2 separate regions of the Homo sapiens genome follow, and region 1 is linked to region 2. The links are chromatin contacts, found by Hi-C in ENCODE. All regions are on one chromosome and are shown on one strand. Each heading gives the region's core, a stretch centred on a gene start or an enhancer-like site at or near the end of the contact. The rest is flanking DNA. Distances are from core to core; before and after follow the strand shown.

What was found. A loop is a pair of places that touch in the nucleus more often than their neighbours do. Pooled maps may share reads with other maps.
Region 1: a loop to region 2 is called in a map of gastrocnemius medialis, with 2.2 times the contacts of the local background. The contact joins two enhancer-like sites. A Hi-C loop is called at or near these places in 4 of 168 maps with a recorded cell type or tissue (PC-9, cardiac septum, endothelial cell of umbilical vein and 1 more) and 9 of 50 pooled maps.

Annotation. Positions count from the first base shown.
Region 1 is chr1:172,932,094-172,936,757 of GRCh38, reverse strand. No RefSeq gene overlaps it. Among named protein-coding and RNA genes, the nearest start is that of TNFSF18, 120 kb to the left of the region's middle. Within about 2 kb of position 2,722, at least 23 of the 41 ENCODE cell types and tissues checked have a DNase peak (open chromatin) inside an H3K27ac peak, as active enhancers do; they include endothelial cell of umbilical vein and gastrocnemius medialis, where a contact is called at or near this core.
Region 2 is chr1:173,120,650-173,125,326 of GRCh38, reverse strand. No RefSeq gene overlaps it. Among named protein-coding and RNA genes, the nearest start is that of TNFSF18, 72 kb to the right of the region's middle. RefSeq lists a silencer at 1,763-2,057 and an enhancer at 2,084-2,649. Within about 2 kb of position 2,291, at least 28 of the 41 ENCODE cell types and tissues checked have a DNase peak (open chromatin) inside an H3K27ac peak, as active enhancers do; they include endothelial cell of umbilical vein and gastrocnemius medialis, where a contact is called at or near this core.

The DNA.
Region 1 (4,664 bases), core at 1,473-3,972, 190 kb after region 2:
ACTCAACAATTCTGCCTGGGGTGATAGTCTCTCACTGGGCACAACTCACTAAATTGAAAGGACAATGGCTACTGTTGCCCCTCGGAGGCCTGATGATGGCAGGAACAGGGAAAGGGTCTGGATGATAGAACTCAAATAGTAGGGCTTCCTTTTGCTTGAGAAAGATCATTTTCTCCTCTTATTCTTCCTGCACATACAGCCCCAGATACAGCACAGTAAAATTCTTAAGGAAGTGAATTCTCTGCAATGGTAAACTTTATGTGTCAACTTGATGAGGTCATGGGATGTCCAGATATTTGGTCAAACATTATTTTGGGTGTGTGTGTGAGGGTGTTTTTTTGATGAGATTAATCTTTGAATTGATAGACTGAGTAAAGAGGATTGCCTTCCCTGAAGTGGGTGGGCCTCAGCCACTCAGCTGAAGGCCTACTAGAATAAGAAGGCTGACCTTCCTGTGAGTAGAGGGGAATTCCACTTCCTTGACTGCTATGAACTACTATGAACTTGGTCTTTTCCGGCCTTTGGGCTGGAAACCCGGACTGAAACATTATCTCTCTTGGGTCTCCAGATTGCCACCTGAAGATCTTGAGACTTCACATCCTTCATAATTGCATATTCCTCATCTCTCTTACGACCTCTCTCTCTCTACACATGTACATGTGCACATGTGTGCACATGCATGCACACACACACGCATGCATGTGCATGCATACACACACATTGTTCTGTTTCTCTGGAGAACTTTAACATACTCTCTCAGAACTTAACCTGTTTTTAAATCTGTTCATTTTTAGTAAGAATATCTGAGAAATAAAATCTCCATTCTTAAGAACTAGCATTGTTTTTTTAAAAGAGAATAAAGCATACAAGGAGGAAATACCTTCTTGCCAGTCTGTGATGTGTGTGTATGCACATGCGCGCGTGTGTGTGTGAAGGATTTGGTTTCTAAGGAATAAAGAAAGATAATAATGAGGAGTATCAACAGCAGATCTGTAAGTTATTTTATGGTATTTTATGATATTTCACATATTATTCAGATGCTGCTTTAATTTTTCAAGATCCTAGCTGGAAGAAGTATGAAAATGTGATTCCTGTTGAATGCCATCCAAGAGAAATAGACTCTGGCAGTATAGGGGCAGCAACTTTATGAAGAATTCCTTTGGTTATATGAAGAAAACAATAGAATTGCCATATTGTCAAGCAATTCTACTCTTAGTATATACTCAAGAGAAATGAAATCATATATTCACTAAAAATGTGCACACACTCATAGCAGCATTACCCAGAATAGCCAAAAAGTAGAAACAACTCAAGTGTCCATCAGCTGGTTAATGGATAAATAAAAATGTGGTATATCTATACAATGGAATATAACTTACTCTCAGAAAAGGAATGAAGTACTAACACAGGTTGCAACATGAATGATCCTTGAGAACATTATGCTAAGTGAAAGCAACCAGTCACAAAAGCACACATATTTATACAGCATTTCCATGATACTATTTATACAGCATTTTCGTAATAGGCAAATCATGGAGACAGGAAGTAAATTAGTGGTTGCTAGAGGTTGGAGGGGAGAATAGGAAATGGATTATTCAAGCATAGATTTCTTTTGAGAGTGATGAAAATATTCTGGAATTAGATAGTGATATCTGCAGTTATGTGAATATACTGAAAACTGTTGAACTGTACATTTTAAAATAGTGATTTTTATGGTATGTGAATCTCATTTAAAAAATCAAGAGCAGTGTAAATTATCCATTCTTTCCATGATAGAGCAGGACAAATGATGAATGTATATGTTGGCCAGTGGCATAAGTGCAATTTGAAGCTTCATAGCATGGTAATTTGTGGCTTACAGAATGCTCACATTCTTCAGTACCTTAAAATTGTTGATCCTAATGTGCTCCTCTTCTCTTTTCTTCTCATCCCCACTTTTATCCTCTACCATACATACAAGTCATTTCTAGTGTAAATTTTAGCTGTACATTTCCATGTTGCAGACATTACAATTTTCAACATGTTCAATGACTAGGCCCAGAAGAGGATGTCATCCAAGGCAATGTTTTCCAAAGTGGATCAAAATTACTGAGGAAGGGAGTCTTTTAAAAAATCAGCTTCCAGGACTATGCATAGAAGCAAGGAATTTACCTTGATCACGAGCATCGCAGGAGATGGATGCATAGGCACATCCACGTTTGGGAATCTGCTTCTAGAAATTGAGCAAGACTTAATGCGGGTTCTTTGCCTGTTCACTCAGTGATGACAATTATGGTTAAATAAACTTTCCTAGGCCTCTGAACTTATCATTGACTCTGTCTCCTTTGTAACTCTGCTCTCCTCTTCCCAGATGACTGGCCATCTGGATGCTGTAGTGTCAGGGGAAGTACACAAAGCAGCCTTCCCCATTCCGTGTGAGAAGACTGACATTCTCTGCACTTAAAGGCAAAGATGCTTGCATCAAATTTACCGAATAAGGCACAGACTCACTTCAGGACCCTGTGTCCCATTGTTCCTTCTATATTTGGAAGACTAAACTAAGAGAGTTCTGATAATGGACCAAGGGATACACCATCTATGACGTTATTATTAACACAAATGGGTTAAATAAGAGGAAAAATAATTTATCATCTGTGTCCCTCGCAGGCAAACAGGAAATCCTTCTGATAGTTATCTGGCCAGCATGACTCAGCATGGCTGTGACTCATCTTCCATTCCCTGGTGTATTTCTAATGTGTACCCATAGTGTGAGTCCATGGAGGCTGCCAGGTTTTTGTAATCCCTCTTCTACCCCTACCCTCAACCTCCCAGGCAGCCTGAGATCTGACAAAGAGAAGTTAAAAAACGCAAATATTCCAAATCAGTGACTGGAAAAAGTGATATCACAAGCGAAACAAGAATCCAGTCCATAGGCCAAGACTGCTATCTCTCTCTCTTTTTTTTTTTTTTTTTTGAGATAGAGTCTCGCTCTGTTGCCCAGGCTGGAATGCAGTGGCGCGATATTGGCTGACTGCAAGCTCCGCCTCCCGGGTTCACGCCATTCTCCTGAGTAGAGTAGCTGGGACTACAGGCGACCGCCACCACACCCAGCTAATTTTTTTGTATTTTTTTTAGTAGAGACGGGGTTTCACCGTGTTGGCCTGGATGGTCTCGAGCTCCTGACCTAGCTACCTGCCTGCCTCAGCCTCCCAAAGTGCTGGGATTACAGGGGTGAGCCACCACGCCCGGCCCAAGTCTGCTATCTCTATTCCAACAAGGTAAGAACCAATCTCCAAAACAGGCCTCTAAATGAAACTGATTTTTTCTTCTTAAGCAACCTACATCAAGACCAAAACCTAATTAATGACTTCTTAAATTCTATTTTTTTAATATATAAATCCCCCCAAACATTTAAAAATACCTTACTTTCTAGAGCCACTATCTAGGAGCCACTTCTGCTCTGGCTGTCCAGTTTCACCTGAGTTTCTCTTCCTGGCTGTGTTTTTCTGTTCTTAGGCTGGTGATGAATACCAACAGTAACCCTGAGAAGTTCACCTTTGTCCCTTCCACTCAGCCCACTGTGTGCCATACTGGGAACTGAAGAACTAGCCTCAGGGTAAAGAAAGCTAGTGATTGCAATCAAAATGAAGCAGAACATCACATAAGATTTGATTCCATGGGATTATCCCAGAACCCCACGTTCCTAGACCTGATACCATCTTCAAGCAGAAGGTGGAATTGACTTTCCCTATATTCCAACTTTTCAGCTGTAATTCCTCCTTTTGGCATGTGCCCCATTTAAGATGCCTTTGATGTTCAAGTTAACTTGGTTTTATATTTAGTAAGCATTGTACAAGTATAGCAAGCAGGAGTGTACTTTGATCATGACTGCCCATTTCTCACTGTCACTCCATTTCTGTAGATCAGTGATTTTCAAAGCATAGTTCTCAGACCTGTGACAACATCAGCACCTTGGAATATGTAGAAATGCAGATTCTTAGGCCCCACCTCACAAAACTCTGGGATGGAGTCTAGCAATCTGTGTTTTAATAAGTTTTTCAGGTCATTCTAATACATGCTAAAGCTTGAGAGCCCCTGCTCTGGTATCCATGAGATAGCAGTTTATGCCTTCTATTGTGAAGCTCAAAGCCAACCAGATAGTACAGAACCTCTAGGAGAAAGGCAGAGGATCTGAAGCTGATGTTGGGGCAAAACACAGAAGCCACCTTTAGGCTAAACAACTGTAGCAATATTGGCAGCATAAGCAGCAGAGGGCAGAAGGGGCTATGACCATTGAGTCTCCTTTTGCTGGGTTTCCCACTAACCTCTTTTGTCTCCTCTGTGTCCCTGGATTTTCTTTCAGTTGATCAGCACTTGGGAGTATACACATTCCTATTTGAACATTACTCCTTCCACAGACAGTGAGTGGCTCTCTTTCTCATCTTCCAAAATATGAACGTGTACACAGAGTTCGTAATTTTATTACATGGGAGCCAAATAAACAGAGCACAGTTCACGGAAAGAACAAAGAGTTTAGCTTGAGTCCTAGACACTTTTAAATGATCAAAATATATTTATTTATTCTATGAGTTCAGTATGATGGTAGACCTTGTTAACAATTGGCTAACGTGTTCATGAGGGTATTTTGGTTTATTTTATTTTCATGTGTTGGTGTTCAGCAATAG
Region 2 (4,677 bases), core at 1,042-3,541:
CCGGAAGAAAAAAAATCATTGGCTGTCAGAGTAGACAGGGTTGATGTCATTTGATATAAGATATGGATGGTAACATGGGCCTTCAAGGTAATGTTCTTGAAGGATAGGCTGAATTTGAGGTAATGTAGATGAAGGGGAGTGGGTAGTGGTTGAGGTCCTGTAGGGTCAGAATGATATGGATGTTAAGGGCAGAGTAAGGGGAAGAGCGTGGCTGTCACGGGGGTCAGGGTTGGCAATGCAGCATGGAGTCAACAATGTTTGTGATCTTCCCAAGGAGGGCATCCAGGTTGAGATCTCATTATGTAGAAGAAAGCATATTGGAAAATGAGGGAGGAATTAGGGCAGTACAGGAAAATGAGATAATAGACTGTCGAATACCTTAAATTCTATTTAATTCACAATATGTAAGGCACCGGAGTGTTGTAAGTGTCAAGGGGTGCAGCATCAGCAGAATAAAAGAAGTCAGGATTGTCACATGCGTCCGTGTGAACAGACCACCAATCAGGCTTTGTGTGAGCAACAAGCCTGTTTATTTCACCTGGGTGCAGGCGGGCTGAGTCCGAAAAGAGAGTCAGTGAAGGGAGATGGGGTGGGGTCGTTTTATAGGATTTTGGCGGGTAGTGGAAAATTACAGTCAAAGGGGGTTTTTCTCTTGCGGGCAGGGGTGGGAGTCACAAGGTGCTCAGTTGGGGAGCTTCTGAGCCAGAAGGAATTTCACAAGGTTAATCTCTCAGTTAAGGTGGTGCAGGAACAAATCCCAATGGTGGAATGTCATCAGTTAAGGCAGTAACCTGCCATTTTCACTTTTGTGATTCTTCACTTGTTTCAGGCCATCTGGATGTATACTTGCAGGTCACAGGGGATATGTTGGCTTAGCTTGGGCCCAGAGGCCTGACATTCCTGTCTTTTTATATCAATAAGAAAAATAACATAAAATAGTATTGAAGAGTTGGGGCAGTGAAAATTTTTCGGGGGTTGTATGGAGAGATAATGGGCAATATTTCTCAGGGCTGCTTCGAGCAGGATTAGGGGCGGCGTGGGAACCTAGAGTGGGAGATATTAAGCTGAAGAAGATTTTGTGGTAAGGGGCGATATTGTGGGGTTGTTAGAAGGAGCATTTGTCGTATGGAATGATTAGTGATGGCCTGGATGCGGTTTTGTATGAATTGAAAAACTAAATGGAAGACACAAGGTCCGAATAAGAGAAGGAGAAAAACAGGTATTAAAGAACTAAGAATCGGGAGGGCCCAGAACATCTAATTAGAGAGTGCCCAAGGGGGTTCAGCATAATTACTTGCTTGGTTGGCGAGTTTTTTGGCTCTATCCTTGAGTTCTTTTGTTGTTGTTGTCATATACCAGGCCAGATTGATTTAGGTAAAAACAACACTCTTCATTTAAAAATTATACAGAGTCCTCTTTTTTAGCAGTAAGTAGAGGCCTCGGCGATTTTGGAGGAAAGAGAAATGCAAAGCCAGCAATTGTTTGTTAACAAGGAATTGCTTAACGGAATGATATCTGGGGGAGGCAGGGAAATGAGTGAGGGCGTAGGAATCCTGGGGACCAAGAAGCAGCAAAAGTTCTTAGGGTGCTCTGAGTTTCTGAGAAGGAAGTGGTGGAGAGAGAGGCCAAGAGCCAGCCTCTGACAATTCTAAACATTGCCCGTAGTCACAGATGCTCAGTTTATAGACTCAGAATGAGTGTAGTCTTTCAGTGCCTTGACAACCCTTCCCCAGCAGGGACATGTCAGGTTCAAAGTCCGGAGGTCACCTGAGTACTTAATTCCGAGTCCATTTACTCTAGGCCTCTCAGTCTCTGCTGAAGCAGGAACCAGCCCTGATCTCCTTATTTGGGTATTAAGGAGCTGGGAGCTCATCGGACCACTAGAGAACAGGCAGTTCGGGGAATTAAAGGCAGATTAACAAAGGTTTGAGAGTGGAACTGGGCTCCCTGAATGCCAAAAGGAGGAAGCTGTCTACGCCTTCTGAGCCCAAGGCTTTTTTGCTTCCTTTGCTTGGCTTATCCAGCAAGTAGCTGCAGTGTCCCAGGAATGTGCTAAGTAAAGGAAGCATATGGTTGGTTTCACTTTTAAAATTAATTGCAACCTAGAGAAACTGGCAGAGATAGTATCCCTCCGGGGCTTCCGCTTCTCTGTGATGCAACTGGGGCCTGGAGGGTGCAGCTATGATGCAAATAGCTTGGGCCAGCACCAGAGTAATCTCTAGTGGGTGGAACTGTCAGAGGGGATTTTCTTTCTGTTAGGAAAAAAAATTGCATTCTTGCCCAGTGGTAAGAGGAAGAAGCTCCCGCATTTGCTCAATGAATGGAGACACAGCTGCAGAGCAGGAAATCTGAGTTCTGGTTCACTCGACCTGCCTGATTGTAAAGAGTAGTTGATTTTTTTTTTTGGTCCCTGTAGAAGGGTCTTTCTCTTGGCCACTTTAAGCAAGGAATAAAATGGCTTGTTCTCTTCAAGGGAGGAAATCGATCCTCCAGATCTGGGCCAGCACATTTACTTCACACAGCATATTTCTGACCCACCCACAAAATTTGGAAGTTTGTAGTTAGAGAAAGTAGAAGGCTGTCCAGATGAAATAAATGTCCTTCTGCGTCAAAACAGAACTGCTGACTTGACAGACATGTGCTTTGCAAGACCATTTCCAGGAGTGATGACAGAGTTATGATGGCCCACAGAACCTTGTACTTTCATTTACATAATTTGTAAGTTACATCCTGCCTTTTCCTAAAAGGAAAGATTTATGGTGCTTTACAAAAACAAACAAAATGAGCAACCTGGTGATTACAGTAGAAATGGAAGTTCTAAGATAGGAAGATGGAAATATTTAATTAGTAAATATGCCAAAAGGGAAACCAATATTATTACTGTGAATTGCATGTTCAAATAGTGAAAAGAAAGCAGCTCAAGTAGCCAAGTAGCCAAATAATAAAAAAAAAGAAGAAAAGAGGAAAGAGAGGGACCTATACTTATATAATATCTAGCATTACACTATCATTACACTAGGCACTTTTGTAGCTTTCCTTTAGTCCTTAGAACAGCCCTATGAGGGAGTTATTATTGTTGTTCCTACTTTATAAACAATAACAGAGAGTTTAAATATAGTAGCCCAAGATTGTATGACTAGTAGTTGGGACTAGGATACAGCTTTTTATTTTCATGCCTAATGGGGATCCAAGAAGATAGATAGTCTCAGTGGAGTTAAGAGTGTGGGTTCTGGAGAAACAGATGTATGGGCTCAAATCCTGGCTCCAACAAGTACTAGATGGATGCCTTCTGGAACATTATTTAACTACTCCACGCCCCATCTCTGAAATGGGGATAATGAGGATTACATGTGATAATCTATATAAAGCAAGTAGAATAATACTTGGAACACAGTAAATGCTCACAAAGTATTAATAATTGTTATACAGAAACTGTGGGAGTGGGTTGGCCAACAACTGTTGTGGTTTGTATTTTTTTTCTTCCTGGGTATCTTTTAAAGATAAAATTGAAACAGTGTCTGTCTATCACTCCTCTATCATAATTATTTGTACATTTATGGCAGCATATTCTTTGGTTGGCTCTTCCTATGGCAATACATTGTAATATTCTCCATAGAAAATAGAAAGATAATTCAATATTTAACCTAGCATGGCTGATCAAAATTTGTTTTTTTATGGATGACAGACGGAAAATTTTTCTTTCATCTTCAGCACTATTTATTTATTTATTTATTTATTTATTTATTTATTTATTTATTTTTTGAGACGGAGTCTCGCTCTGTTGACCAGGCTGGAGTGTAGTGGCGCCACCTCTGCTCACTGCAAGCTCCGCCTCCCGTGTTCACGCCCTTGTCCCGCCTCAGCCTCCCGAGTAGCTGGGAGTACAGGCGCCCGCAACCATGCCCGGCTAATTTTTTTTTGTGTTTTTAGTAGAGACGGGGTTTCATCCTGTTAGCTAGGATGTTCTCGGTCTCCTGACCTCGTGATCTGCCCGCTTCGGCCTCTCAAAGTGCTGGGATTACAGGCGTGAGCCACCGCGTGTGGCCTCAGCACTCATTATTAAATGTTCCCGATGTAACTGCTTGCCCGAGGATAAAGCTTCAGAGAATTCCAGCCCTGGAGTTCTCTCACATCTAGGATGTGATCTAGGCTGAGAGCTGCTGCCTCAGAAGCTCGTCCAAATTGGCGAAGCTTTTTAGCTCCCGGTTTCCTATCCCCACTGGGCTAGTCTTCAGGATGTGAGGAGGCCTTGGAGACTGAGTCATAGTGGCTCTCAAGGCAACATCTCATTAGATTCTTCTTCTTGGAGTAAACAATAGAGTCCAGAAGCCTGATGAGGTCTGCTTCTGGGGGCAAGCAGGTTGTTTCTGGGGGCAACGTGCATGTGTAGGTACTGCTGGCAGTCCGTGGGCCCTACTCATGGCCCCAGGACCAATGTGGCCAGCCCTAGGCACCATGCCATTCTTTCCTCGGCTGCATTCTTCCCTGGTGAGGAGTTGGCAGGCCAGACGGTTATGCCTATCTGGAGCTGGTGGACTCCTAAACTTACTGCTTCTAGGGCTTGCTTGGATCTCTCCCCTGGGTTCATCCTTCAGAGGGTAAACCACAGTTGTGGTATGTGCATCCCTATGCTTCAGAGAGGCTGAAGAATAGTGGTATTCATCAGAGATGGGATGA